Linked DNA regions of Mus musculus: region 1 is linked to region 2. A link is a loop called in an ENCODE intact Hi-C map of the cell type or tissue named here. Cell type or tissue: left cerebral cortex. All regions are shown on one strand. Each heading gives the region's core, and the rest is flanking DNA. Links, peaks and the distances in the headings are about the cores only. Region 1 holds the start of Atp5mpl (ATP synthase membrane subunit 6.8PL). Region 2 overlaps Coa8 (cytochrome c oxidase assembly factor 8).

Region 1 (15,198 bases), core at 3,902-11,901, 230 kb before region 2:
GAACTAGGTTCAATCCTCGGGCTTAAAAGAAAACACTTGTCCAGCCCTGAGGACTCAGGCCTTTAATCCCAGAACTTGGGAGGCTGGGGAAGGAATACCGTATATTTACCTAAAATAAAATAAAATAAAATAAAATATACAACTGTCATTCTCACCTCTCCTTGACTACCAGTCTAAACACAATTCCCTTGATACAATGGGAATTCTTAGAGAAACATAGGACTCAGTTCATACAGCCATCAAAGGGCAAGTTTAATAACTACAGCCAGGCAAACAGGCTAGAGACCTAGAAAAGCCACCAGTCCCATGGCCATCTGTCAATGGCACACTCATATCATGGAGGATAATTTGCTTTATTCAAGTACCAATTAAAAAAAAAAAGTTTGTGGCCAACAAGATGGCTCAGAAGGTAAAGATGCCTGCTTTCACGTCCTGAAAACCTGAACTGAATCCCCAGAACCGACATAATAATAGAAGGAGAGAACTGAGTCCTGTACGGTACCTCTGGCCTCCACATGCATGTTGTGGTACACATACCACACGAATACACCTGCAAGCGTGTGGATGCATGCATACCCACAGTAAGCAAATGTAAAAAAACAAATCTTAACTATGCCAGAAAAATCCCTTTTCCCAAGACTGTACAGATGGTTCAGAGGTCCCAGGTTTTTCCCATCAGCCACTCAGTGGCGTACACCCAGTTATAACTCTAGCTCCATGGAATCCAACGGCTCCTCCTGGCCTCCCTGGGCACCAGGCACACACATGGTGCAAAGACTCATACACATACATCTGTCCACAGACCACTGCACATTCACAGGTTGCGGCACACAGAGTGACTGTGCAAAGTCACTCTGCCCGACAGGACTACTTGCCACAGGAAATTAGGCACGTCACTCTGCCAACTAAACCCATTTTTTCCTTTACACAGTCATCAATCAGATGATCAACTGATAAAAGTCCAATAACATTAAGATGTTGCTGTAAGGATTAAATAACATAGCTGCATTCGATCTGAGTGACCACTACATGCCAGGAACACTGTACTGGGTGTGTGTGTGTGTGTGTTCAGAGTCCAGGAAGGCACTGTAGGGAAGTGCCGTCCCCACTAGCACTACTCAGAAAAGCATGGCCAGTAGCTCGATAGGTAGGTAAATTCAAACAATTCTAGCGATCTCCCGCAGTAATTCTGCAAATGCCAAGCCAAACTCTGCAGCGGCATGCTTACCTTTTCTCATTTCACTGCTCTGTAAATTTACTTTTGATTTAACAACTCTTAGTCCATAAAAGAATTGAAGAGTTTTATTTTGCTTCTTAGCAGTTAAAATGACAGTTGAATCTGTAAGCTTAGTTTCTGACAAGGTCAACAAATATTTCATTTCTATATCAAAATAAATGAATTAAAACATTACATTTAGGGAAGCCTAAATTGGTTGCAGTCCCTTAAGTAGAGGCTATGGAACAAAGTCATTTACCAGAGTAATTCAAAGAAATAAAGTAAAAAATATAAACAAAGTGGCCCCTCTATGTCCCCTGGGTGCCTCCAAAAAGCACAAAGACCAAAGCTGTACAGGTTGCACTTGATGCTACAGGGGACCGAATGCTAACAAGAAACACTTTTAAAACACTACCAGCAAGATGGCTCAGAAGGAAGAGCACTTGCCACACAAGCCTCATGATCCAAGTCCCATCCTTGGATCCCAGATGAAATGCCCAATAAGGTGGCACTCATCTGTACCCAGCAGGCCACGGTGAGGTGAGGCAGAGCCAGGAGGCCTGTCTAGGGGATCTCCATCCAGCTAACATGGAGCAAAGAGAAACCAGAGAAACTGAGTCACAAGGTAGAAGGCAAGAAGTGACTCCCAGATGTCGCCTTTGACCTCCACATGCACACTGTAACTTGCATATGCACACGCGTGTGCACACACACACCTATATATCACAGAAATACAGAATAATAAATTAACTTTTAAAAATTAAAGAGTCATTTGAATTGGGGGTGCAGACCTGTGACCCCAGTGCCTAGAGGGTTAAGGCAGGAGGATCATTTAGGCTCAGTTAAAGAGCAATTATGCAAAATAGTAAAACACTGCCTCAAAATAATTTTTATTGACAACAAAGGGCTCCTCAACCTCAGAGGGCACTGGATGGGGTGAGAGCAGAGAGGCCCCAAGCTGGAGCTCTTCTCACGAACAGCCAGGTCTCTGGTAAACAGAAGGTCTCCTCCAGCCTGATTTCCACCACTTTCAGATGTAAGTGAAGGCAGCTACTTAACCCAAAGAGAGTGAGAGGTGAGAGGTTAAGGAAACTGGAGAGATGGCTTGGTGGTTAAAAGTACTTACCACTCTTCCAACGAATGAGTTCAGTTCCCAGCACCCACACTGGGCAGCTTATAACTGCCTGCACCTCCCAGTTCCAGGGATCTGGCTCCCTCTGTTGGCCTCTATGGACACCTACACACATACGCCTTATACCCGCAGATGCATAAACGTAAAATAATAAAACTGAACAAGATGCCAGCATTCAAACTCCTCGCTACTGATCTACTAAAATGTACAAAGGTACTGAAAACTTACATCTTCACAAAAACCTTCACACAGACGTCTACAGAAGCTTCAGTCATAACTGCCAGGACTTGGGAACAACCCAGACGTGTGTCAGTAGAGAAGTAAGTATGTTACATTCAGCCAGTGGGCTCTCAGTCTATGCTAAAAGCGCCATAAACGTACAGAACTTCAACTTCACATTACTAGGTGGAAGCAGCCAATGTCAGGGGGCGACAGGCTGTGTGGTTCCGACACATGACTTGCTGGAGAAGGGAAGCAAACAAGCAACAAAAACCATCAGTTGTTGAAAGTTAAGGAACAGTGAAAACAGGTGGCGCAGAGTGATTTTCACTGCCAGTGACACCAGGAGGGGAACGGATGTGCACCATCACGTGCTCAAATCCACACCGATGTGTGTATGGTAATGACGGGGGCCAGTGCAGAAGGGAAGAGGGTATTTTGGTGACTCTGCGCAAAGTTCCTGGCAACCTATGACTAACTTCAAAACTCAGGGTCTGAGAAGTCCAGATGGGTCACAGAGATCATCAGGCTGTAGGACTGTGTGGTGATGGTTGGCAGAGGACCCGAGTTCCATTCTCAGCACCCAGGTCACATGGCACACAATGACCTCCAACTCCAGCACTAGAAAGTCTCCCTCCCCACACAAACACATAAATAAAAATCAACCTTTAGAAAAGAGGGTAGGCAGAGTCTGAATCAGTGAGATGCCTAAACTGATTGCACTTACCAGCAATCCTGACCACCTGAGTTCAATCCCCAGGAGCCGACATGGTACAAGCGCCTACTCTAACAAAGTATCCTGGCACAGGTGTACACACACACACACACACACACACACACACACACATTGCACCCTTACAATGAAATTTTTAAAGCAGTCTATGAACTTGGGGTTGCAGATGTAACCCTGTAATCTCAGGACTTGAGGAAGTAGAAGCCAGAGGCTGAAGAATTCAAAGTTATCCACAGAGGTGTAAGTTGAGGCCAGACTGGGCAACACTGGACTCTTTCAAAACAAACAAAAACAAAAACAAAAAAACCCAGGCTGCAAATTATAATAAACAAATTACGAAATGCTTAGGTTGCTCGGCTTCTTGCAAACAAAACAAAACATAGGAGAGGACCTATTTACTGAGAGCTCTTGAAGGACCCTCCTGATGCCCTCCTGGACTCCCTACCTCCCGGAGGTTGAAGCTGGTCTGGCCGGTGCTGTGGCCTTAACTGGAACCTGGGCCTGGGCCGTAGGATCCTCATTGGGGACCTCCTCCGAGCGCTGTACCTCCTCCCGGGGCGCCTCCGCAGGGAAGGCGGGTGGCAAGCCCAGAAGCTCCACATTGGTCACCGTCTTGCCGATGGTGAACCAGTCATTTATCTGGTCGACCGTGAGCTTGCGCAACATCCTCGGTGCCTAAGCGCTGCCTCAACTGCCCGACTCCAATGGTGGCAAAGCCTTATGAGCGCTGCCCTGCTCAGCAGGCCAACGACCGTTCCAGAAGCCTCTACCCCCACCCCTCACTGAGGCCATCCAATCAGCTTGTGCCACGCAAGAGAGTGGGGCCAGGCCCTGCATGCACGTGGGAGCCTCGTGCCTTCTGGAGCATGCGCGAAGTCTGTAAGCTGGAGTCAGGTGACCTGGACAGGCACGTGTTTATGGAGACCAGCTGCTTGTGGATTTGATGTTGGAGTCCGCTGATAATATTTACTGGACTAACTTGATACACCATGTTTGGTTGATATCTCCGGGGAGGTTTCCCCTTTTCTGAAAGGAGGAGGGGAAGCCAAGACACGGGACTGGGGAGGAAGGAGAGGAAACTACAGTCTGGATGTAATATCTGAGAGAAAGTTAACAAAAAATACTTTAAGAAAATATTTACTGCATCCCTGCTGCCAGCTTGGCCTAGAGTCCCACAAGGACTAACCTCAGCTGGAGCTGGACCACAAACCATGGAGATTGTAACCTTATGCCTACAGGACCACCAAAGCACTCACTGAACCATGGTCTCATTGCCTCAAAGTAGGGTAGCTCTTAGTGTTCTCTTCTTACATGGCCCAAAGATCAGGCAATTCTTAAAAGGCTCGTAAGCTCTAGGTCAAGTGAAGACTATTGGATACCTCTGGGGCAGATTGGGTTTATTCTCAAAGCAGCTTGAGGTTGCAAACAGCTAACAACAACACTTGGCAATGAAAGATCTGCTAAATAGCAAGAGAAACTGCTTAAGTTTTGCCCACATTTTAAATTCAAAATGCAACATTAGGTGCTTCGAATGAATCTGCTGGGATAACCTGTAACATTTTGAAATTTTAGATGACTTAGGGTGTTTTGGACTTGAGATTAAATTAAAAGTTTGTTGATTTCCTGGTTAGAAACTTTGTCTTCAGATAGCTTACTATGATTCTCCTCGTGATAGTTCACAACTGTAATCCTAGCACTTGGGAGCCTGAAACAGTTTGCCAGCCTGAGCGACAGAGGAAAGAGATTATCTCAAAAGAAAAAAAAATCAAAGTAAAATATTCTTTTTGAAACACATCTTAACCCTGAGTTATCTCTCAAGACCCTCTTTACACTCTTAATAGTGACTGGAGACCCTAAAGAGCTTTTGTTTATGGCTTAATATCTGTCTACAGGGGGATGACAACCAAGAAGTTTTATGTATTCGTCCAAATAATTTTCAGTTGTCGGTTTGGCACAGCCCAGAGTTATCTGAAGAAGTCTTGATCAGCGACTGTCTGAGGGACTACACAGATCAGATTGGCTTGTGGCCATGTCCGTCAGAGAAAGTCTTGATAAGTGATGTGTGAGTCCACTGTGGGAGGCACTATTCCTAGGCAGGTAGAGCTGAGCATCCCTTTTCCATGGTTCCTGCTTCTGCTCCTGCCTGGAGTCCCTGGCTTGACTTCCCTCAGTGATAGATTCTGACTTTTAAGTGTTGAGTTTAACCCTTTCCCCTCCAAATTCCATTAATCAGAATATTTTTTTGCAGGGACAGAATTCAAAGTAAGACAGTATTGATAACTTAAACTAGCAATTAAAAACTCACTTGATGTCAGGCATTATTGTTTTATGAAAAATCACTGTATTTTCCAAGAGCCTCGTGTGTAAGAGAAACACTTAAAATTTTATATTTCATATAAATTTTTTCATAAATTACAATTTTATATTTTTACTTACAGGTATGTATGGGTGTATGGTACGTGTGAGTGCAGTGCCCATAGGGGCCAGGAGAGGACAATAGATCCCTCCTGGAGCTGGAGATAAGGGCAGCTGTGAACTGCCTAACATGGGTGCTGGGAACCATACTCTGGTACTCTGGTAGAACAACCGCTGCTCTTAACTGCTGAGTCATCTCTCCAGTCCCAGAGTGACACTTAGAAATCTTCACCAGTCCCTTAGTGTCTAACTGAATAGAAGACAACATCTTTTCTGTCTCTGTGTTAACACTATATGACATCACAAGTCCCACAGCCTCTGGAAAATTCCATTGTGCACATGAGAGAATTCTAGCAAGAAAAGGCAAATGTTACTATTGTGGTGAAAAGTTTTGGTCCTCAGAGGCCTTAGAAATCACTAAGCCTGCAGATGCTCTGTTAGTAATTATTCCTTTATTCTCAACTTGTTCAAAACTGTACTTCACCTTTACTAAATGCTAATTTTCCTATAAGGAGAATCCTGAGGAACAGTCATTTAACATCATCATTAGGTGTTAGGGTTTTGTTGTTTGGCAGTGCTGGGTCTGGAACCCAGGACCCTCACACACGCTAAGCAAGCGCCCTTCCACTGATCTGCAGCCCCAGCCCTCAGCTCTAGTTTTGTCACGTGACTTCCAGACTTTCATTTCTCTGTCTGCTTGATTCCACTAAGATGTTTTGGAGCCTTTTTGTTTTTGTTTTTGTTTTTTTTTAATATTCCTTTTACAAAATTCTCAGTCAGCTATTAGCTCTTCAAATATTTCTACCCTATTCCTCATTGATTTCTTAGACCCAGTTAGCTGTATGATGGAGGGTAAAGCTCAGTTGTAGAGTTTATATCTTGTTCTAGGTACCCACCTATGGTTTCAGCACCATGAGAGGAAAAAGCTGGATAAAGTGGCCCACTCTTGTAATTCTAGCACTAGAGACTGAGGCAGGAGAATTGTCATGAGTTTGAAGCCATACTTAGACACAGGCAAAACACGTATGCATAAAATAATAGTGATTTTAAACTAAAGCAATAAAGTGGTGTTATCAAGACAGTTCAGTGGGTAAAGATGCCTGACAGCTTCGCTCCCCGGACCTCCACATGGGCCCCATGGCACTGGGGATTGTTCCCCACTCTCATCCACGTAATAATATTTGTTAAGGGAAAAAAAAGTAAAGAGAAAAGGAGGGAGGAGGAAAGCGCTAGCTGCTCTGGGCCGAGGGGACTGGGCTCCTTCTGTGTGTGCGACACCTTTGTCTTCCCTTGCTTGTCTGGGTTCCTGACTAGCTCTTCTGTGTTCTGCTTGGGTAATGGCTATACATGCCTAATTTGTTTTAACCCAATAGGTGGCTTTCTTTTGTTCAGTTTCTGTTCAGATGTCAGTCATTTCTTAAACAGAAGTCTGAGGCTGAAGAGATGCCTTAGTGACTCAGGGCATTTGTTGCTCTTCCAAAGGACCCAGGTTCAAATCCCAGCACCAGTGTGATAGAACACAAACATCCATAATGCTGGTTACAGGGTATCCAATGCCTTCTAACTTCTGAGAGCGAACAGGCACATACTTGGTACACAGACATAGATGTGAGCAAAACACTCATACACATAAAAAAAAAAACTTAAAAAAAAACTAAAAAAAAAAGCAATAACAATTTTTGTTCATTTGTTTTGGTTTTGTTTTCTAAAAACCAAACCAGGGTTTCAGGATGCTCTTAAAACCCTAATCATCTTCCTCTACTGTCCAAGTGCTAGGATTATATCACGACACACCCAGCTAGCATGCTTATTTAAAACATAAAACCTTAGGTCCAGTCCCTAGCGTTCCTGCAGAAGTCTCTGCAACGCTTTACAACAATTTTAATGATAATTACTATGCACAGCATGGCTGCTTAATCAAATATTAGAGCAAAAATTTTTGTAGCAATACAGGGGGAAATGGCAAGAAATGCCAAAAGCCTGGCATAGTGGTGCAGGCCTTTAATCCAAGAAGACAGGAGGCAGAGGCAGGCAAATCCCTGAGTGTGAGGCCAGCCTGGGCTACATAACAAGTTACAGAAAGACCTATCTCAAAAAAAAAAAAAATTCAAGTAAAGAGGGTTTCCCCTTGTCACTGTTGCTTTATTTCCTTTGCTCTTATTGTTTGTTGGAGGGGAGAGGGGAGGAGGAGGGAGTGTGAGAGTCTCACTAAGTAGCCCAGGCTATCAAACTCAATAGACCCACAGCCCCACGCTCCACCCTCCACCCTGTGCCTCTGCCCCTTAAACGCTGGGATGAAAGACCCGAGCCACTATGTCTGGCCTTTGGTCTGATTGGTTGTTTTTGTTTTTGTTTTTTCTTTTTTTTTAGACAGGTTCTCACTGTGTAGCTCTGGCTGTCCTGGAACTCACTAAAAAAAATAGACTAGGCTTGAACTCTCAGCGATCTTCCTGCCTCTGCCTCCTGAGTGCTGGGACTAAAGGTATGCACCAACACACGCGAATTTTGGTTTAGGTTTTCAGGCTGGCCTGAAAGTCACATTTATCCTGCTGCTTCTGCCTCCTGAGGGCTAGGATTAAAGCCATAAACCATGTAAAAGGGGCTTTATTTACTTATTTACTTAAGGACAATTTGTCCGGATTATCTACTGTCCTGGTTTCAGCACTGAAAGTCCTCTGTTCCTGGAAACCCACAAACCCTGGGAAATCTGGTCAGTTTTATGACACCTAGAAACACAGTAGGCTTCTCCCAGCTCCTCCTGGTTTGGACTAATCCCTTCCGAAGCTTGTAACACCCGGGCGACCACTGGGGGCGCTGTGGTGCGCAGGCGCGGAAGGCCGGGCAGCCGGCGTCTGGTGTCTCCGCTCCTTCCGCTTTCCCAGCAGGCCCTGCGCGGCGCCTGCGTGCTCTGTGACCTTTCCCATTCTGTAGCAGAATTTGGTGTTGCCTGTGGTCTTGGTCCCGCGGAGGTAAGAGCGGAACCTGGGCTTTTTGCTGTGTTCCCAACCCGGGGGACTAAGGAGGGTCCGGGACCGGGTGCGGTGGGGCCCAGGTAGATCGCGGGCGAAGGACTCTGCGATACACGCTGACCTTGGGTCAGCCCCTGCGCCGCCTACTACAGGGAGGGTCCACCGGGTTCCCCGCGACTGTGACGGAGAGAGTGCCCGGCTGAGTCATCCAGACTGCGGGGGTGTCCGGGGTCAGTCCTCCAGATCCCCAAGAGTCCCCCAAGAGTGTCCGGGACTCCATCACGCCGAGGGCAGGGATGTGCACGGCGTTCAGTCCTCCACACTGCGAAGGTGTTTCTGGAGTTAGTCTTCCTGATTGTATGAGGGGAGGGGTGGTTGTCAGTCCCTTGGACAGATAAGACTTTGCTCAGACATCAATTTCTATGCGAAAGAGGGATTACTCCTCAAGACTTGGAGGGCCAGGGGCCCTAGTATCATCCTCACAGAAGTTGTCCAGGAGCTAGATTCTAGTGGAGGTCCACTCAGCATGGACTGTGTCCTTGTGCTGACACTTGGATGAACCTGTGTAACTATAGGCTCTGGCAAAGGGGCATGCCACCATCAACTGTGAGCATCTTGTTACCTACTCAAGTTACTCAGGGAGGGATGCAGCTAAAAATCCGTGCCAAGAAACATCACTTCAAAGCCAGTGCCTTCTTTCCATTATTCCACAGGTTTCTTCCAAGTTAGGTTTTGGCAAGGCCGATGTTTGAAAATGTATGAAACCACATTATAAACCTCAGACATGTTCCCCTCTTTACAGTGTGCTGCCAGGTAATAGCTTGCTGTTACTGTCACTTTCACAAACTCTGCAGGCATAGGCAGTCTCAGTAGACAGCCATTTGACCTTCGAGTAGGATGATCTTTTATTGAATCTGGTATTGTAAAACTAACAACTGGGAAATATGGTTAGCCAGAGAAACTTAGGTGGGAAGAGTAGAGGCCACACTGAGTACAGGGAACATGTCACTTGTGTAGTCAAATACAACCAAACTGACCAAAATGGAAGTCCAGGAGCAAGAGACAAAGGGGTGGGGGTGGGGTGTAAATGTACTGGATAGCAGGCCTTCACTGTGTCGGGACTCATGGCAGTTTAGAATAAGGACACAGTGCCAGGATGCCTCGATGCTGAGGAGAACACCAAGACCACTGAAGTCCCTCCACATCCTCTGTTTACCTTTTCCTTCCAGACCCTCCTGTGACACCACATTCTTTTTCAGGGTGTGGGAGGTCAAGACAAGTTTTCTCTGTGCCCTGACCATCCTGGAACTCCGTTTGTAGATAAACCAGGCTGGCCTTGAATTGAGAAAGATCCCCCTGCCTCTACCTTCCAAATGCTAGGATTAAAGTCAATCGCTGATATCATACCAGTCTTGATACAGCTCAACACTTCTGCACAGCCTATGAGATGAAACCTCTTTAAGTACTTTCTTAGAATCCCAGTGGCCTGGGACTTGCTGCTTTCTATTGGGTTTTTGTAGCAATTCCTTGCTATTGATTTGATCATTTCCTGAGTGCTCACTGTGCACCACGTGCCATTCTGGATCCATTCATTGTTGTTTGGGGACGGGGTGGGGGATATCTTTGTTTTTGTCTTTTGAGACAGGTTCTTGCTGTGTAGCCCTGGCTATCTATGTAGCCCTGGCTATCATGTAGACCAGGCTGGCTTTGAACTTACAGAGTGCTGGTTGGCTGGGATTAAAGGCTTGTGCTGCCACCTCCCAGCTAGGGTCCTTTATTTTTTAAGAGTCTGTCGAGCAAGTAGGAGGTCCATGATTGATGAAGAGATCTGACAAAGGAGGTTTAGAGAATTCCTAAAGTCAAGAACAGAGCTGGATCCCAAGGGTTCTAACCCATTGGTCCCCTACAGTACTCTCTCAGTCCTTGCCTGTGCCACAAAGATTCCACTCCACCTACTCAGTGACTTGGGTTCCTTCACGCTTTCCAGAGGCTGCCTTCTAATGCTCTGAAGCAGAACAATCCAACTAGAACATTCAGGTGCACATAATAGGGAGGAATTAAGGACAGATGACCATCTATGGTAAGATGATAGCACCACTCTACAGGCTAACTCTCACTGGACGAGCTAACCTTCAGACCTTTCTTCCACTTAGGTTCATTCCCATAGGAAAGAGCAGGAAGCACGGCCATAGAGGCAGATTGGTTCCTGAAGTAATCAGCAATGTGGGCCAGATTTGGTGTGATCTAGTCTTGTTTGGATCATTGATGCTTTGGGACGCAGTATAGAAATATGCCAAACAGTATGAATATGCACCCTATATTCTCTGATGCCCAGGAGGTCAAAAGACTCGCTGGAACTGGAGTTATATTACAAATGGTGGCAAACCACCTTGTGGATTCTGGGACATGGACTTGTTGAGCCATCTCCACCCCCAGAAGACATATCCCTAAATTCAAGATTAAATGGTGTGCACGCCTTCCCTGTTTCCCTAGTTCAACAGTAGCATTCTGTATAACAAGCACTCCCGACACGATACCAGGGCTGTGTGCACTAATGCAAGAATCCTAGACCCGTGTGAAGTGCAGCTCTCTTACTATCCCTGTTACACAGTCAGGTCATGTAAACTAGTGGGTGAAACCAGGGCAGCTGCCTTCTCCCCCGCCTTCAAGTTCACTATCCGTGCTTCCACTGAAGACGCTTCTCTGGGTAGCCTGGCTCTCCCTCCCCTCTTCCTTCGTGCCTCTACCACATGTGCCCTTCATTTTTTTTGCTGAGTGAATATGGTCCAGGTTTCAATAATTCACAGACAGCCATTTGACTAAATTGAGCTGGTGCTGTAAGAATAACATACTGTTGTACATCAATGAACACTTTCCCTGGTTGTTCACAGCAGTATGTCAGTTTTATAGTGTTGCAGAGTAGGATTCAATGTGCAGTAGCAGTGTAGAGCAGAACCATCAAGGCAAGGTACTGACTGCAGCCCAGGGGTTTCCCAGTCAGGTGAGAAGGGCTCAGAGCTGGGTCCTCCCGGCAGCTGTCAAATCCATCAGCTGTTTCAAAGCCCCGGGTTGGGAATGTGGGTATCTAGTTTGGTATCCAGTTAGTAAGCTGTAATCATAACTGGAAACATTACTTTAAGGGCTGTCCCATTAGGCTCATTCTGTACCATTGGTTGTGTACTTATCTGACAGCTCAGGCCTGAGCTACTGGAGGTTAAAGGGTAGTAGTTTAACAGGCCTCCGTCTTCATTTCCCATGGGAAGACCCACATCTGACCGTGGTGTGTGGTTTTGCTTGTTTTGTTTTCAACTTGAAATGCTAACGATGCTAGAAAAGGGTGCTTCTACCCAAAGGTCGAAAAAATGATGCATGGCTTGGGGCCAGCCTTAGTGGCAGGGAGGCTTGTGGGAGGGACAGCCTGCTAGCAAGATGCTGGCAGGGTATCAGGAGTTCAGAGAGCTCCCCAGAGCCTGTGGAGTATGGACTAGCGCTCTGGTCAGGTAGATGAAAATATCTTGTCAGTTAGGTATATGGTAGCAATTACCTTAATGTTTATCATTTCTATTTCAGATGTTTCAAACCTTGATTCAAAAAGTCTGGGTCCCCATGAAACCCTACTATACCCAGGTTTACCAGGAAATTTGGGTAGGAGTGGGGTTAATGAGCCTCATCGTATATAAAATCAGGAGTGCTGGTAGGTTATATTTTTATTTCTTTGCATTTAGCAGGGGGAAATGTTTTCAGGAAAAAAAATAACAATGTTATCTACTAAGGAACTGTGACTTTTTAAATTATTACTTTTTCCTGGACACGTAAATACACATGATGTATGTGTGGGCACACATGCCGAAGCCCTCGTGCAGAGGTGTATAATGGTTCTCTCCTTCCACCTGTACGTGCGTCCCTGAGATTGAACTCGGGTCACCAGGTTTGTATAGCAGCACCTTTACCTGCTGAGCCACCTGGCTGGTCCATAACGTGGCCTTAGATGTTCCTCAACAAATGAAGAAAGAAAACATAGAATAAAGTAGCTGACATAGCCCTTGTTGGGAGAGCTTAGCCTGGGCAATTCCACACAGTGCAATTTTATTCGGCCATTAAAAAAAATGTTTGCAGTAGAAATAAAGATTATCCTGCTAAATGAGATGAGCCAGACTATAAAAGATAAATATTACATGTTTTCCTGCTCTGCGCAGTCGACTTTGCAGGCAGGAAGAGACCAGCAGGGAAGGGAGAGGACAGCAGGGGAGGGCAGGGGGAGGCACGGGTGTGCACCCACTGTAATGAGACCACCTGCTTTGTATGTGAATTGTGGACTAGAAAATGGCTGTGATACAGGCATCCCTCTGAGAGCATGCTGGGATGCTTCACCCAGCCTGTGAAGCCTGCAGCCAATGTTGCTTGTGACTGGGAATTTGACTGGCAGTGTAGGACACTGGTGTGATTTCTTTCCTTTTTCTGTTTTAGATAAAAGAAGTAAAGCTTTGAAAGGTAAGATTTCTGCTTTTTGGAATGGTTGAGGGGTGAAAAAGACCATCGTGGCTTTTTAAAACAAGGTATATGAATCCTGAATTAAAACTGACACCTGGTTCAGTGATTGTCAGATACAGTGGAAATATTAAGTAAAGATCAAGACGTTTGCAGCTGACCTTAAATCCCAGTACTCGGGAATCAGAGGCAGGTGGATCTCTGCGTTCCAGGACAGCCAGGGCTACCCAGAGAAATCCTGTCTCAAAAAACAAACAGCCAAACAAAAAGTTTTTAGTTAGATGTTTAAAAGCAAACCTGTTTGTAGCCCTTTGGCAGTGACAGAGAAAATGGATAACTGATGACGCTCGGAAGCAAGGCTCACTGGGCAAGCACAGGCTCGCTGGGCAAGCGTGTGTGCTACCGAAACTCCTGATGTTTCGTGGAATTTTGAAGGAAAATATCTGCAAAATTTGTGCCCCGGGACTGGCTGTCTGTCTATTCTGTTTCTCTGGTGGCAGTGAAACTATGGCCATTCGAAGCTTACCCAAACCCAGGACTGGCTTCCTGAACTTTTGGAGGCGAGCGTTCTCCACTCCTTCAGGGGGACAGCTGTGTTAGCATCACTTGCACACACCTGGCACTGTGCTGAGTAGTTTACAGTGAAGTGGCCCCCAACCCCATGCTGGGTGGGGTGTTTTGGTTGTTTGGTTGGATTGGGGGTTGGGGGCTAGGGCTTGCTTTTGAGGCAGAGTCTCAGAAATCCTCTTGCCTCTGCCTCCCAAGTGTTGGAATTAACACCCAGCCCCCATGCTTTTTGTAGCATTAGAATGAATATTTGCATTTCTGACTTGTTCTTCAAACAATAAGCTGCATTCTGTACCACTAAACTGTACCACTTGTTCCTCTCCTTGAAAGGTCCTGCACCTGCCCATGGCCATCACTAACTGCTCCGAATCCACAAGATGAAGACGTCGGCTAAACTTGAGCAAGCTTTGTTAGATGGGAACATGGAACATCACTGTACACTTATCTAAGTACCATTTATAATGTGGCATTAATAAATGTATCTGTGAATACCACTCTCTGCTTCCCCTGAGTAAGTCCCTGGTGATGCAGCAGGCTCCGTCAGAACGTCTGAGCCACCTTCATTAGGAAGCCTGAAGAAAGAGAAGCAGTGATTGACGCCTTTTAAGAGTCAACATCAGGATCTAGATAATAACTTTGATTCCAATACTTAATAATTATTTGTCAAGTGGTTCTGCTTCTGCCTATCATCTGACCTCTCTGTCTTGTTTTCATATTTTGAGAAAGATGTTAATTATCTTAAGGGCTAACTTGAAGTTTTTACTAGGGTCAGTAAGAAAGTAAGAGGAAAACACCACTAATCTCAGCTGAAGCAGAGAGGATCGAAAGTTCAGGGGTTCAAGGCCAGCTTGAGCTACTGAAAGCCCTGTCTGGGGAAAACAAAAGTTTACATAAAGATAAGCAGAAAAGGGCTGGAAGGATGGTGGCACGGTTAAGATCACTTGCTGCTCTGATCACAGAGGACCCAGGTTTGGTTCCAGCTCTAGAATCAAGCAGCTCACAGACACCTGTGACTCTGGCTCCAGTGGACTCAACACCCTGCATCTAACATACCCGTTATCAGTTACATGTATACCCATTAGTAAGGAATTAAGGGAAAGAAGGCGGGTGTGATGGCTCGGTGGGAAGGGTGCTGTTTCCCAAACCTGATAACCTGAGTTTGGTTCCCAGGGCCCCCGATGTGGGGAAGGAGAAAGCCACCTCAGCTCTTGGAAGTTCTCTGGCCTCCACTTGCGCATGAGCACATGTTTGCACACTTTTTTTTTTTTTTTAATGGGAAGATCACCTCAGAGCATGTGGTCGACATAAGCTCTGGGCAGAATTATATCCGAGTAATGAATCACGGGGCAAAATAAGCAATGTGAAAAAACAATGAACTGTTGTCGCGCACCTATAGCCACAGTGTGTGGGAAGCTGAGGCAGGAGAGTCACAAGTTCTAGAACAGCCTGCCCTGTGGAC
Region 2 (15,198 bases), core at 2,862-10,861:
TCAGGCTAGGTGCCTGGGCTCCTCTCATCTCCAGTTCCTCAGTACAGATCACGCTGTGTTAGTCATCCCACTTGAAAAACCCCAAGTGTGGGTACAGGTTCCTAAAGGGGTGCTGCAGCCAGCTCTGTTGCTAAGCTGCCCCCTTTCACTCATAGCTGTGAACCCCACCCTGGTCCTGCTTGGATCGTGGGAGGAGCTACCTATTAAAAGACAAAGCTGGGGTGTCCTTTAACATCTGAAACTCCAGATTACTGCAATTCCCTTGGCTCTCTACCCTGTCGAGACCCCAGCTGCCAACTAAACCCAGGTCAAGCGCTCTACCACTGAGCTACCGTCCCAATTCACAAACACTCAAAGATCTTGGTTTCTCCCTGCCCAGCCACAGGTCATCCGGACCCATCTCTGTGATTCGGCTTTGGCCTGGAGAACCCACCCAGCACTCTGCAGATGTTGGACAGGGAGCACAGTCTCCGTCTCTGGTTATTCAGCACCCCTGCAGGCCTGTGACAATCCCCAGTGTGAGCTGCCCATGTGCCTACATCTTTACCCCAAGACAGGCTTCCCTTTCCTTCTACAGCTCCCAAATGTTCTCCAAGTGCAGCTGGAGACAGCTGAGGAACGATTTCTAGGTCCCATATATTAGGCTTGCTCACATACATGGTGCTTAGAGAAGAGAACCATGTACCACTTCTGGCTGGACTCAAACCAAGGGGGCCGGCTAGGACTACATGTGTATGCAAACTCTTTGCAGAAAGGCACTGGGAAGGGTTATAGGGACACATACTTGTAATCTCACAAACATCAGGAGTTCAAGGTTAACCTCGGCTACACAGCAAGTTCAAAGCCAACTGGGCTACATCAGACCTTGCCTCAAAAACAAAAGGAGAAAGGTGTGGGGTGGGATGAAGGCCCCAAACAGAGGCATACCTCTAGCTACTGTCTTCCCATCCAGGTTCCGACCTGTGCAGATAGAGAGGGCAGCCAAAGCCCACCTGCTCAGGGACTAGTCAGATTCCATGGGCCAGTTGAATGGTTCAACCTGCCTGGCCCTGGAAGACCAAACCAACCTCTGCAGAAGGTCGTAATAGATATTGCATAGGTAACCTCGGAGTTGGTTCTGCACAGGTTGAGATGGTACACACTGAGAAGATAGTGCCCATCAGAAAGCAGATGGGGGGTGGGGGGGGCCTGGCTTGGCCCGGCCCCAGGGAGGCCCAGTCCTCCAGCCCTCAGGATTCCCTCTGCACAACCTTCCCTCAGCAACCATGGTCAAGGCCTAGCCCCAGCGCTGATCCAGAGTCCCACACTCTCATTTCTCACGAGTGTCAGCCAGAGCAGGGAACATCGCCCCATTTTACAAATAGAGAAACTGAGGCTTCAAGCAGGACACCGGTGGAAAGGCTTCTACTCAGGTCCTGTGCCATGCTGCCCCAGGGAAGTAAGCCCGAAGCTTCCAGAGTTCTAGTCCAACTGGCCACTGGCAGCTTTTTCTCACCATCCAGCCATTCTGTTCCAAAGCTGCTGAGCACGCAGGCTGTTCCCACCCCACCCCACACAGGAAGCTCCTCTCCCTTCTCTGACCCAGCACCGCCCATCCTCCTAGCGCATGCCCAGAGCCCTCTTCTTGGCCTCCTCTGTGCTAATTATAGAATTATATAGACATGTCTCCTGGGGCTGCAGAGCCAAATGCCAAAATCCCCACAGCTGAGAACAGCAGCAGCCTTTCTCTCAGTTCTGGGGCAGAGGCTCACCACTGAGGGGAAGGGAGCAAAGGAAGGCTCACCCCCTCCTCATATTCCCTTCCTATTCTTTTGTTAAGTCAGGGTCCCACTATAGAGCCCTGGAACCCACTATGTAAACCAGGCTGGCCTCGAACTCACAGAGATCTACCTGCCTCTGCCTCCTGAGGGTGTACTGTATCTGTCTTTAACCTTACTTCCTATTCATTTGGGTGCACCCACACTCATGCTACATGGTACATGCAGAGGGAACTTGAAGTTCCTTCCTTCCACCGTGTGGGTCCTGGGAATGCAAGTTGTCAAGGCTTGGTGGCCAACACATTCGCCCACTGAGTCACTTACCAGCCCTCGATCCTGTTTAAAGTTGTTTATTATTTTCTGGGCAGGGTGTGGTTGCAACAACACAGGCAGAGCCTCTCTGGGGCTTACCACGTTGTCCCTGCCTTCTGGTAACATGGCCGGGTAGTGACCCTCAGATGGCCAGACCCTTGATGGTTCCCAAGCCCTTGGGATGACAGCTTAAGTATAATCACCTGCCTGTCCACAAAGACCTCTCTCCTCCCACATCCCACTACCCACGACACAAAGGCCACCCTGCCCCAGGCAGCTGCAGGATACAGCAGTTACACCTATTAGTCACGGGATCTTCTAGAGCACCCGCCCTTGTCACCTGCTATCCCTGCACGCTCTAGCCAGGCCCCATTTCCACAGCACTCAGTCTTGTAGCAAGCTGTGTAATCTATATCTACTGCATAGATCCCCGTCTTTCTCTTCCTTCCTCTCTCCTCTCTCCCCCATCATATCATATAATATGTTCACCAATGCTCTCCTGAACCTGTAGCAGTGACTCAGAGCCTGTCTGTCCCCTCGGCTTGCACCAGACAGCAGCCATGATCATGACCAGCCATGTTTGTAATAGCAGGGCTCTGGTTCCAAACTGCAGCTAGGCAGAGCCCCGAGACCCAAGGCCTGCCTTGGGACGATGAAGGACACCCAGGACTCTCCCAGCTCAGCTCAAAGGATGCCATGATCCACGGAATAAATGTCTGAGGACCCTGAAGGGTCCCCACATATGTTCTCTTTCACTATTGAGTGAGGGTCCAGGTGTGATAACAGCATCTGATATGTCTGTTAGTGGAATGAAGCGACAGAGAGCCATGGGTTAGGGACCCAGAGGATCCTAGCTCTGCCCTTGAAAGGTTGTTTCTTCATGACCATATGATCAGAGTCTGATGTCCACAGCCAGAGGTGTGTCCACGATGCTCTAACTAGATGGAACTAAGGCTAGCCACAGTGTGGGAGCTGGCAGTGTGCAGGTGGCACCAAGGCAGAGTGAACAGCACACTAGAACTAGGCTGCTACATGGCTGACCACGTGGAGAGGCTCGGAAGCTCGAAGGACATATGGGACACAATTTTCTGTTTGTTTGTTTGTTTGTTTGTTTGGTTGGTTGGTTGGTTTGATTTGGTTTTTCAAGACAGGGTTTCACTTCAGTTTCACTTCACAGCCCTGGATGCCCTGGAACTCACTTTTATAGACCAGGCTGGCCTCAAATTCACAAATCTACCTGCCTCTGCCTCCAGAATGCTGGGATTAAAGGCGTGAGCCACCACACCCAGCAGTGGGACACAATTTTTATTTTAAAAAAGCAAGTTTCCTTCACCTGGACTGTAACACACACACACACACACACACACACACACACACACACACACACACTCACATACACCCCACCCCCCCCCACACACACACTGCAGATGGTCTTCCCCAGAACAGCTCCTTGGTGCAGGTGCGGGGGGATGGGCAGGACAGAAGCAAAATGATGCCCTTTCCCAGAGCGTGTGCCAAACGCTCAGGCTTGCTTTCTGTTCCTCTTTTCACCCCCACGAGAGGCTGGCGCCTATTTCAGTGCCCAGCGCCTCCCTGGGTACCAGGGTGTTCTGGGGCAGCAGGGCTGTCAGCTGGACCCAGGAAGAGCCTCCTCTGGCCACCTCCTCGCTCTGTCTGACCAGCTCATCCTCCTCCAGCGGGAACCCTTGTACTTTTCCACGGAGGACTGACTCAGGACGAAGTGGAGCCAATTACAACAATCAATAATCAGCCGTTGGAAGCAACCAGAATGTTTCTAGGAGACCGGTCGATTCATTTTTTACAACATAAAAGTAAAAAAAATCCTTGGCAGATGCCCACAGTCAGTAGCAAGTTCCTTAGCAGACACAGGACCTAGGGTACAAGGACGAATGCCACTGAGGGCTAGGGTCTATCTTTTCTGATGGCTTAGAATAGTCTCGTGAGCACCCTAGCTCTTCTCAGTACCTCATGGGAAGCCCTCACACACACTGAGTACCACTGTGAGTTATGGTGGCCAGCTCCAAGCAGCTGTAAGCAGCTGTTTTCTTTCAACATGGGAGTGGGGGGGACAGGACTTGAGAACGCTGGGCTGTGAGGTCAGCCAGTCTCAGAAACTGGATCCTGTAGGGCTCCACATGTGTGAAGTCTCTAAAACATCGGATTCATAGGACAGGGGCACAATGAAGGGGGCTGCCAGGGCTGCATGAAGGCAGGGAAGTGGAATTTAGAAAGTGAACAAGTGCTGGAGATGGTGTCACATGATCTTGGAGTCATGTGACTCAGCAACATGCACTTGCTTAGTGCCTCTGAGCTGCATCTTTAGGTAGTGAGAGGAAACTGGGAAAGGCAGAAGGATCCAGGGTTCGAGGCTGGAGGCTTGTTTGTCACGGCAGTGCACACTTTTGACATTAGCACTTGGGAGGCAGAGACAGACCGATCTCCGCGAGTTTGAGGCCAGCCTGATCTGCATAGTGAGTTCTGGTACAATCAGGGCTATATCGTGCCACCCTGTCTCAAACAAACAAAAAAAGAATTCGGGCTGGCGAGATGGCTCAGTGGGTAAGAACACCCGACTGCTCTTCCAAAGGTCCAGAGTTCAAATCCCAGCAACCACATGGTGGCTCACAACCATCCGTAACAAGAACTGACGCCCTCTTCTGGAGTGTCTGAAGACAGCTACAGTGTACTTACATATAATAATAAATAAATCTTTGAAAAAAAAAAAAAAGAAAACCTTTTGGGCTGGTGAGATGGCTCAGTGGGTAAGAGCACCCGACTGCTCTTCCGAAGGTCTGAAGTTCAAATCCCAGCAACCACATGGTGGCTCACAACCATCCGTAACGAGATCTGATGCCCTCTTCTGGAGTGTCTGAAGACAGCTACAGTGTACTTACATATAATAAATAAATAAATAAAACAAATATGTATTTAAAAAAAAAAAAAAAAAGAATTCAAGGCTATCCTTGGTTATGAACTGTGTCACGGCCTGGACCATGTGAAACCTTGGTTTAAAAACAAAAGGTGCTAAGTGCTTAGAATCATTTTGTTTCCTACTTAAAAAAATAAATGTACAGCCGGGCATGGTGCCACACGCCTTTAATCCCAGCGCTCGGGAGGCAGAGGCAGGTGGATTTCTGAGTTTGAGGCCAGCCTGGTCTACAGAGTGAGTTCCAGGACAGCCAGGGCTACACAAAAAAAACCTCCTGTCTTGAAACAAACAAACAAACAAACAAATGTATTTATTAAGGCCAGGCGGTGGTGGCACAGGCCTTAATCTTGTCACAGGTCTTAATTTTGAGAGGCAGACGCAAGTGGATCACGGTGAGTTTGAGGCCACCCTGTGATTTCCAGGCCAGCTAAGCTACATACACAGTAAGATTCTGTCTCAAATAAATACAAAAGTTAAATTAAAAAAGAAAAAAAAAACTTGAAGGCTGGTTGTGGTGGCACACAGCTTTAATCACAGCACATAGGAGGCAGGTGCAGGTGGATTTCTGTGAGTTTGAGGCCACACAGAGAGTTCCTCCTGGAACAGCCAAGGCTACACAGAGAAACCCTGTCTTAAAGAAGAAGAAGAAGAAGAAGAAGAAGAAGAAGAAGAAGAAGAAGGAGGAGGAGGAGGAGGAGGAGGAGGAGGAGGAGGAGGAGGAGGAAGAGGAGGAAGAGGAGGAAGAGGAAGAAGAAGAAGAAGAAGAAGGAGGAGGAGGAGGAGGAGGAGGAGGAGGAGGAGGAGGAGGAAGAAGAAGAAGAAGGAAGAAGAAGAAGAAGGAAGAAGAAGAAGAAGAAGAAGAAGAAGAAGAAGAAGAAGAAGAAGAAGAAGAAGAAGAAGAAGAAGAAGAAGAAGAGGAGGAGAAAAAAAAAGCAGGCCTGAGCCCCCCTGCCTCAGCACAGGTGTGGAGGTGAGAGAACTTTCTGGAAGTCAGCACTGACACGGGGTCTGTCTGCTTGCCTTGCTGGCACTCTAGGCTTACTGGCCTGTAGGCTTCCGCCTGATCTCCTGCCTTCAACCCCTCTCAGCCTCCTTCGATCTCTGAGATGCTCCCCACCCACTCAGGCAAAAGGGATAAAGCATCAGGTTGGGTAGAGAAGCATTAGTGGAAAGGCCTTCCTCTGGGACAGCCGGAAAGGGCTATATAAGAGGGCGGTCCCTTGAAGAGGTAAGGCTGCTTGCAACTCCTAGCCTGAGGGCTTCCTGTGGTCAGACTGGTTTTCCGCCAGACTAGTGGGCAGATAATGGAAGTCCCCTGGGCATTTCCAGTGTCCTGCACATCTGGAGTTCCTTAAGGTCCTGCAGTAGCTAACGCATAGGCCAGACTCGGAGACTATAGACAAGAAGGTTATCCCAGAGCTGGAGAGATGGCTCATAAATTAAGAGCACTGACTGCTCTTTAAGAAAACCTGCGTTCCATTCCAGGCACCTACGTGGCCACTTACAATTGTCAGCAACTTCTGTTCCAAGGGATCCAATGCCCTCTTTTGGTTTCCACAGGCACCAGGCATGCACAGACAAACATGCAGGTAAAACAGCCATACATAAAATATTTTTTAAAGGTCACCTGGGTGCCAAGTACCTGGCAGGTTGCGGGTGACAGTGTGGGAGGCAGAAGGGAAGACAAGCCCTAGGGGACAGTGGTTTAATCCCTTCAGGGCTTTGCCAGTCTGGGGTGACGGGAAGGCACACCTTGGGTTAGGGGACAGTCTCACACAGGAGTAAAGGGGTAGAGAGGCTGCTGTCGCCCTGGTGTCTAGAGAAGAGATGCTGGGTATGGGTGAGCTACAAGCCCGAGAAAGGGGTACAGGCTGGACTTGACTGATTTGCCAAAAGTTTCAACTTCTTCCTCCAGAAATCATGGTCCTCGTGTGACAAATGCCACACTGGAGAAGCGAAGGCAGGAGGAAGAAGCATTTAGGCTAGCCTAAGGTTATATACGGAGTTCCAGAAGTCTGAGTACACAATGAAACTCTGTCTCAAAAAATATATATACATATACATATACATATACATATACATATACATATACATATACATATACATATACATATACATATACATATACATATACATATACATATACATATATATGAGGGGGGCTGGAGAGGTAAGAACACTCACTGAAGTTAAGAGCACTGACTGCTCTTCCAGAGGTCCTGAATTCAATTCCCAGCAACCACATGGTGGCTCACAACCACCATCTCTAATGGGATCTGATGCCCTCTTCTGGTGTGTCTGAAGACAGCTACAGTGTGCTCATATAAACAAACAAACAAACAAACAAACACACAAACAAATCTTTTTTTAAAAAAACAAAACAAAACTATGAGGGCCAGGCCTGGTAACACAAGCCTTTAATCCCAGCTCGTGGAAGGCAGAGGCAGGAGGATGTAAGTTGAAGGTCACTTCTGTCTACACAGTGAAAACTTGTCTCAATAAATAACTTATTTGTTAAAACGGGTGAGTGGTGGTACCTGAGGTGGTACCATATGGAATCTGCTGAGCCCACAGCCGAGTGAGGCTGGGATGAATGAGGGTAAGGGTGGGGCTGCCTGGCTTCCAGGAAAGACAGGAGATGGGCTGGGGGAGCTTCTGCTCACATCATCCACGGGGAGGTCTTTGCTGGAGGCTCAGAACAAAGGTGAGATGCTGCAGGTTCCAGGGACACCGGACAAGGGCAGTCCTGGCACTGTGGCAGAGATACATTGTTCTAAACAAACTGTTCACTCAAGCCACTCTCACTCACAGCAAGACTGAGCAGAAGGTGAAGTCCCGTGTGCACTCTGATTCCTCCCATGCATTGGCTCATTTGAAGCATCATCGGACCATGGGACACACAAGGGCCACTGGTGCTGAATATGCCCTGGATTTGCACAAATGCGTAAAGAAAGGTCACCAGCCAGGCGGTGATGGTGCACTCCTGGAGGCAGAGGCAGGTGGATCTCTGTGAGTTTGAGGGCAGCCTCCTCGTCTACAGAGTTTCAAGACAGCCAAGGCTACACAGAGAAACTCTGTCTCAAAAATCAAGAAAGAAACTCATCACTTCAGCATCATTTACAACTGTTTCCCTGCCTGAACATCTGTGCTCAGCTTGCTGACTCTGCCCTCCATCCTTGATCACCCTTCATCTTTGTGAGTGTGTGTGTGTGTGTGTGTGTGTGTGTGTGTGTGTGTGTGTGTGTGTGTGTGTGCTGACAGATTTGACCGATTGGTCCCAGGGCTTCACAGATCCTAGGAAGTACTTTACCCTGAGCTACACCCTCGGTGCAGTATTCCTGTCTGAAAACTCCTTCACCTCTCAGCTCCACCTCACCGTCCACCATGGTCACTGGAAGCACCAGGCTCACACCACTGGCTTGAAAACTCCTGGGAAAGCAAGGGCAGAAGAGAAGACCCTCTTCTCTCCTGGCTCCCTAGGGCTCTGAGCTGTTTCCAGTCTTGTACCCATCTTTGTAAGCTTTAGCTCTTGACACAAGGGCAGAAAACTAGGTGCCTGGGCAGACAGAGGCTTATCCTAGCTTTAGCACATCGCTTTGGCCTCTGCATTCCTCATTAAGCAACTGATACCAACTTGGAGATTTCCAGAGAAGAGGTAAGAACTTCCTAGCTCCCGCCAGAAGCTGATGTGTAAGTATTATGGATGACATTGGAGTTGATAATACACTTGGTAGAGTGAACCTTTAACTTGGGAGGCAGGAGGTTAGTCTGGTCTACATGATGAGTTCTAGGCCTGGAACAATACTGGGGCTTGGAGGGATGGTTAAGAGCACTGGCTGGAGGACACACACTGTCACGTGCACATAGCTGCTCATGACTGTCGGTAACTCCAATTCTAGGAGATGCAATGCCCTCTTCTGGTCTCCGCAGGCACTGCATATATGTGCTGCAGATTAGATAGATAGATAGATAGATAGATAGATAGATAGATAGATAGATAGATAGATAGATAGACAGACAGACAGACAGACAGACATATACATGGAGGCAAAAAACTCATACAAGTTTTAATAATAATAATAATAATAATAATAATAATAATAATAATAAATAGTGGTAATAATGCTAGCCAAGTGCTATAGATCTCTGAAGTTTCCCTGAGTACTGGGACACAGGGCAGGATACCTCTCCAGCAAGGGACCCTGGGAAGGTTGGAAGGGGGGGGGCATCAAGCCTGAGAGAGAGAGTGTTTATGAGGGCAGTCTGGACTTCAGATAAAGACTAGGACAAGAGCCTTCTTCAGGAATCAAATGGTAACTGTGTATGGTGGCAAACTCTGTAAGGGTTACATTGTATGTGTCTCCCTACTTAACTCTGTTGTAAGGGTTACATTGTATGTGTCTCCCTACTTAACTCTGTTGTAAGGGTTACATTGTATGTGTCTCCCTACTTAACTCTGTTGTAAGGGTTACATTGTATGTGTCTCCCTACTTAACTCTGTTGTAAGGGTTACATTGTATGTGTCTCCCTACTTAACTCTGTTGTAAGGGTTACATTGTATGTGTCTCCCTACTTAACTCTGTTGTAAGGGTTACATTGTATGTGTCTCACTACTTAAAATTTCATGCTGTAAAATTTTGCCATTTGCAGGGCTGGAAAGATGGTGCAGCATTGACTACCCTTCCAGAGAAATCAGGAGTTCAGTTCCCAGTACCCAGATGGTGGTTCACAACCATCTGTAACTCCAGTCTGAGGGGACTCAGTACCCTCTTCTGGTCTCCAAGGAAACATGCATGCAGGTAAACACTCATACACTTAAAATAAAAATAATCACTTTCAACATTTTTTTTTAAAAAATGAAATGTGGCAGGGCAGTGGTGGCGCACGCCTTTCATCCCAGCACTTGGGAGGCAGAGGCAGAGGCAGGCAGATTTCTGAGTTCAAGGCCAGCTACAGAGTGAGTCCCAGGACAGCGAGGGCTACACAAAGAAACTCTGTCTCAAAAAAACAAAACAAAAACAAAAACAAAAACAAACAAACAAACAAAAAAGCCTGGTGGTGGTGATGGTGGTCCACTTCTTTAATCCCAGTCTGGTCTACATAGAGAGTTCCAGAACAGCCAGGACTACACAGAGAAAACCATGTCAGTCAAAAAAAAAAAAAAAAAAAAAAGGCCAGAGGCAGCGGAAGTGGATGGCTTAAAGGAACCGGCATTCCAAACACATGAACCCACAGCAACTTGTGACAGCGTGCACAAGACACGCTCAGATCTCCTAACAAAAGCCCAGCCATCGTGCAGGAACAAGGCGAGCGAAGTCCCACCCCTCGCTGAGGAGTTACTGGCATCTGCAGCTGGGAGAGGGGAAGTCGGTTTCCTTTAAGGATGTGATTCCCTGGTGGGTCTCCAGGGCTGGTCCCACTCCCAAGAGCAGTTGGGCAACATAGCTGATCTCAATGGGAAGAAAAAGAAGAAAACTCTCGGTCAGGTGGGGAGGGAGGGAGAGATAGGGGTGTTGAGTATAAACAACACACCAACATGGTACATACAATTCTCAAAGCATTAAAATTTACGGGCTGGTGAGATGGCTCAGCAGTTAAGAGCACTGACTGCTCTTCTGGAGGTCCTGAGTTCAAATCCCAGCAACCACATGGTGGCTCACAACCACCCGTAATGAGATCTGAAGACAGCTACAGTGTACTTACATATAATAAATAAATAAAATCTTTTTTTTTCTCTAGACAGGGTCTCTCTGTTTGGCCCTGGCTGTCCTGGAACTCACTCTGTAGACCAGGCTGGCCTCGAACTCAGAAATCTACCTGCCTCTGCCTCCTGAGTGCTGGGATCAAAGGCGTGCGCCACCACGCCCAGCAACACTTTTTTTAAAAAAGACTTTATTTGCTGGGTGGTGGTGGCGCATACCTTTGATCCCAGCACTCAGGGTTCCTGAGTCTCCCTTCCCGGTGACTAAGAGCAGAGGAAATGCAGCATGAAGCACAGGCAACGCAGAGGACAGTCAGAGTCAAGTTTCTGAGACTAGGGCTGTTGCTTTAAGTATCTATGGTTGTGTGTGTGTGTGTGTGTGTGTGTGTGTGTGTGTTTTCGAGACAGGGTTTCTCTGTATAGCCCTGGAACTCACTCTGTAGACCAGGCTGGCCTTGAACTCAGAAATCCCCCAGCCTCTGCCTCCCAAGTGATGGGATTTTGCTTGCATGTTCTTGTGTGTGTGTGTGTGTGTGTGTGTGTGTGTGTGTGTGTGGTGTGTGTGTTTGTGTGTATGTGTCTGTCTGTCTGTGTCTGAGTCTGTGTCTTCCTTCAGAGGTCAGAAGAGGGCCTAAGATCCCCTGGAATCAGAGATGGTTGTGAGACATCACCTGAGTGCTGGGAATTGAACCTAGGTCCTCAGGAAGAGCAGCCAGTGCTCTTAACTACTGGGTCATCTCTCCAGCCTCTTTTGAGACTTTTTAAGGTAACCACGCAGTGTAAATATAAGAAATATTGAGCCGGGCGTGGTGGCGCACACCTTTAATCCCAGCACTTGGGAGGCAGAGGCAGGCAGATTTCTGAGTTCGAGGCCAGCCTGGTCTACAAAGTGAGTTCCAGGACAGCCAGGGCTATACAGAGAAACCCTGTCTCAAAAAAAAAAAAAAAAAAAAAAAAAAAAAAAGAAAAAAAAAGCATGTCACTAAGACAGCCTTTAAGTTTTCAATATGTACAAGTCCACAGCTGCTGGCACGGGCCTACCATCTCAGCATTCTGCAGACAGAGGCAGCAAGAGAATCACAAGCTTGAGGGCAGTCAGGGCTGCAGGCCCAGCAGAGGCTACACAGAAAGACCGTGTGTCAGAAGCTAATGCTTCGGTCTGGAGAGATGGCCTGACAATAATGTCCTCTGATAGTGGACACAGTGGCATACATCTGTAATCCATCACTCCTACAACAAGATGGGAGTCAGAAACATGGGAAGCAACTGAGTGTGGGGAGCAGGAGGCAGGCAGGGTGGAAGGAAAGAACCAACTCCCAAAAGCTGACCTCTGACCTTACAAATGCCTCGGTCTAATGCCTGCACCCATTCCACATCTCTCACACACAACTCTCCCCCTAAATGCCAACATGTCTACACTAATACTTTTTTAGAATGTGCCTATAAGGACTAGAGGGATGGCTCAGTGGTTAAGAGCACTGACTTCTCTTCCAAAGGTCCTGAGTTCAATTCCCAGCAACCACATGGTGGCTCACAACCATCTGTAATGAGATCCACTGCCCTCTTCTGGTGTGTCTAAAGACAGCTACAGTGTCTGTAAGCAATGTCTTCCCACCAGCCTTGGTCCTCTGGGAAAAGTGCCTGTTTTAAGGCTTCATGCTTAGCACCACCAAAAGGTCCAACCCAGAGGAGAGTGGCCAGCCAGGGAGGTCATTTGCTGGTCTTGGTGAGTCTGCAGATTTGGAATAGATTCTCTTAGACTTCCTGTCTGGCTTCAGGCAGAGTCATAACAGTTCATGAGAAGCCCCTCCTCACACACTAAACAACTTTCAAAAGGAGGAGGAGGAAGAGATGGAGGTAGCTTTTGGTGTTCAACCTGAGGGGCAGAGTAATGAGAGTCCCAAGTCCCTGTCACCTACTTGAGGTTACTACTATCGGGAGAGAGCCTGCCAAGTCCCTGCCCACCTGCACGAAGCTAGCAGCTTCTGCAGAAATAGCTGCTGATATGACACTTGGGCACAGTCCCTGGCCTCCAGCTGTGTCCCTGGCTCTAATGTTACCTAAAGGCACATAGTCTCTTTCCCTGAAAGAGGCTTGGTGGCTGGCACCATGAGGACCAATGGCACCCTATATAACGTGTATACTTGGAATGGCCAGCAAGCCACTAATGAGGAGCAGAGCCCATTTGTCAACAATGGCAATATCCCTATTCTTGGTGGCAATTCTGGGACAAAAGGGCAGAACCCTGGTGATGTGGCTCTGCACGATCTGGCAAGGTCCACCATAAGCAGTTCACAGGGCGACATCAGCTTCTTGCTCCTGACAAACTACTGCAGACATCAGCGTAGAGGAGGAGAGGTCATAGTCTCAGAGACAGCAGTCCTATCACTCTGTCTCTGGGCAGCTGGCGAGGTAGCACCGGATGTCAGGGAGCCCACGGCACAAGACATTGATTACCTCATAATAAGGGGACAGATGGGGGTCGGAGGGCTGGACTCCTACTAGCCACTTTCAAGGAATGAATGCCCTATAACCTAATACCGCCACATAGGCTCCAATAGGTTCCACCACCTCCCCATAGAGCCGTCATCAGGAACCTAAGCCTTCAGTATCCAAGCCTTCGGGAGACATTCAAGATCTGAACCATAATGGCGACCATGAGCCCACAATGACCACACACATTTCTGTGTTCTCTCTGTTTTCAGGAGCACTTTTAACCATGGTGACGATGGCTGCTATGCATACCTTTGGATGCTGAAGGGGGTCACCTCACTGTAAAATGATGACATCATTCTGATCATCGGTCTTGGTCTTTCACACAGAGATGCTGTTTGTCTTCACTGTGGTCAGGGCTGAGGACCCCACCACACCACCAGAGCCAGCTGAAGGCTTATTCTCAACTTGCACTGGTTTAAATTCTTTTGTTTATTTATTTATTTATTTATTTATTTATTTATTTATTTATTTAATGTAAGTACACTGTAGCTGTCTTCAGATACTCCAGAAGTGGGCATCAGATTTCGTTTCGGGTGGTTGTGAGCCACCATGTGGTTGCTGGGATTTGAACTCAGGACCTTTGGAAGAGCAGTCAGCGCTCTTAACCGCTGAGCCATCTCACCAGCCCTGGTTTAAATTCTTGCAGTGAAACTTTATTCACATTTTTACACTGCAATATTCTGAGCTGGTATAATTCAAAGTACAGACAATACAAAATACAGCCTCAGCATACAGCGTACTGAGGAGCCTGAGCCAGGCAAGCACGGCCCAAGGGACTGTGCTCGCTTAGTGTCCAGGGCCTCATAAACAGAACCTGGAGCTGTGGGTCAGGTTCCGGTGCTGTGGGTCAAGTTCTGGTGGGCTCCTCCTAACTGCTTGTCTTCTTTTGCCTTAGCTTGCTCCACATCCTCTCCAGGACCACCTTCCCCATGAAGAAAGTGATGGCAAAATTACGCTTGTACCAGTCTCTACAGAGAAAGAGAGGACCCCAGTCAACTGCAGTGTCAGGCCTGATCAGCAGCTTTCCTGGAGGTGCCACAGTCACCTGACTCCCTACTTCCACCCCAGCAGAATACACACACACACACACACACACACACACACACACACATAGAGAGAGAGAGAGTTTCCCTAAGTATAGAGAGCTCTAATCTTCCCCTGGCCTGTATTAGCAGATTCCTAGGATGCTCTGAGGATCCAGCAGCATCCTAGACAGGCAGTGATGAGTAGCGCCATGGAACAGCCTACCAGGCTTTCCAGGGACCTGGGATTGGGGTGGGGCTCTGCTTGGGTCTAATTTGTATGAGACAAAGTATCCCACAGAAGGAAGCTGACTGTCACAACGTTCTCCTTCTCCTGGGTCTCTGATGCTCTCATACACACCCTGGCAGAATCTGGACAGAGAAAATACACAGGCTGCTGCCTACACGTCGTAAGTGGAAGCCCACCCACTGGGCCCACCCACTGAGCCTAACGGTGAGGTGAAGTGTGGAGGGCTTACTGCATAGAGGAAAGGCACATCTCAGATCCTGGGTGCAAGCCCCTGCTGCCCCAAAGCCACCAGCCGTTCCAGGCCCTGAGCACTTCTGCTAGGGCTGGATTCACTGACCCTTGGATCTCAGCACAGAAGGTAAGAGAGGAGCCAGAGCCCTAAGGAGGTGACAGCACAAGTCAGCCACAGTGTAGGTCCACAAACTCCATCTACCTTCCTGAGAACTTTATAACTCACAACCTGCTGTCAAGCAGAACCCTAAGTAAACAGGAAGGCTCTGGGGGAGCAAGAGGCCACCCCGTGTGACTCAGGCAAGAAGAGCCCCACTGCTCTTGTGAGGCAGATGATCTGGACAGTCAAGCAGAGAAACCAGCAAAGGAAGCCAGCAAAGCCTCCCTGTTTCCGAGCGGAGGCAGCCTCACAGAGCCTGCGCACACACAGCCTGCAGGGGGCAGCCGTGCGCTGTGTCCGTGAGCTCACGTGGCTGAGC

The links. Peaks named below come from ENCODE experiments on the same cell type or tissue, not always from the same donor. Only the 100,000 strongest peaks of a DNase experiment are listed, where the experiment ranks them.
Region 1: a loop joins it to region 2, with 2.1 times the contacts of the local background. A loop is called at or near these places in 9 of 42 quality-filtered maps.

What each region holds. Positions count from the first base shown.
Region 1 is chr12:111,960,410-111,975,607 of GRCm38, reverse strand. Atp5mpl (ATP synthase membrane subunit 6.8PL) reads left to right here and starts at 8,599. Exons shown (of 4, transcript NM_027360.3): 1 at 8,599-8,684; 2 at 12,255-12,378; 3 at 13,152-13,175; 4 at 14,070-14,234. The coding sequence starts at 12,255. The coding sequence ends at 14,098. It overlaps Tdrd9 (tudor domain containing 9), which reads right to left and starts at 4,049. Exons shown (of 36, transcript NM_029056.1): 1 at 3,746-4,049. The coding sequence starts at 3,966. In left cerebral cortex, for the core only: a CTCF peak has its summit at 8,518; a DNase peak (open chromatin) is centred at 8,558; H3K4me3 peaks cover 1,209 bases; H3K27ac peaks cover 724 bases.
Region 2 is chr12:111,732,653-111,747,850 of GRCm38, reverse strand. It overlaps Coa8 (cytochrome c oxidase assembly factor 8), which reads right to left. Exons shown (of 5, transcript NM_026511.2): 5 at 13,627-14,184. The coding sequence ends at 14,085. Among named protein-coding and RNA genes, the nearest start is that of Klc1, 19 kb to the left of the region's middle. In left cerebral cortex, for the core only: CTCF peaks have their summits at 4,818, 7,291 (motif pointing left) and 8,925 (motif pointing left); DNase peaks (open chromatin) are centred at 3,623 and 8,921.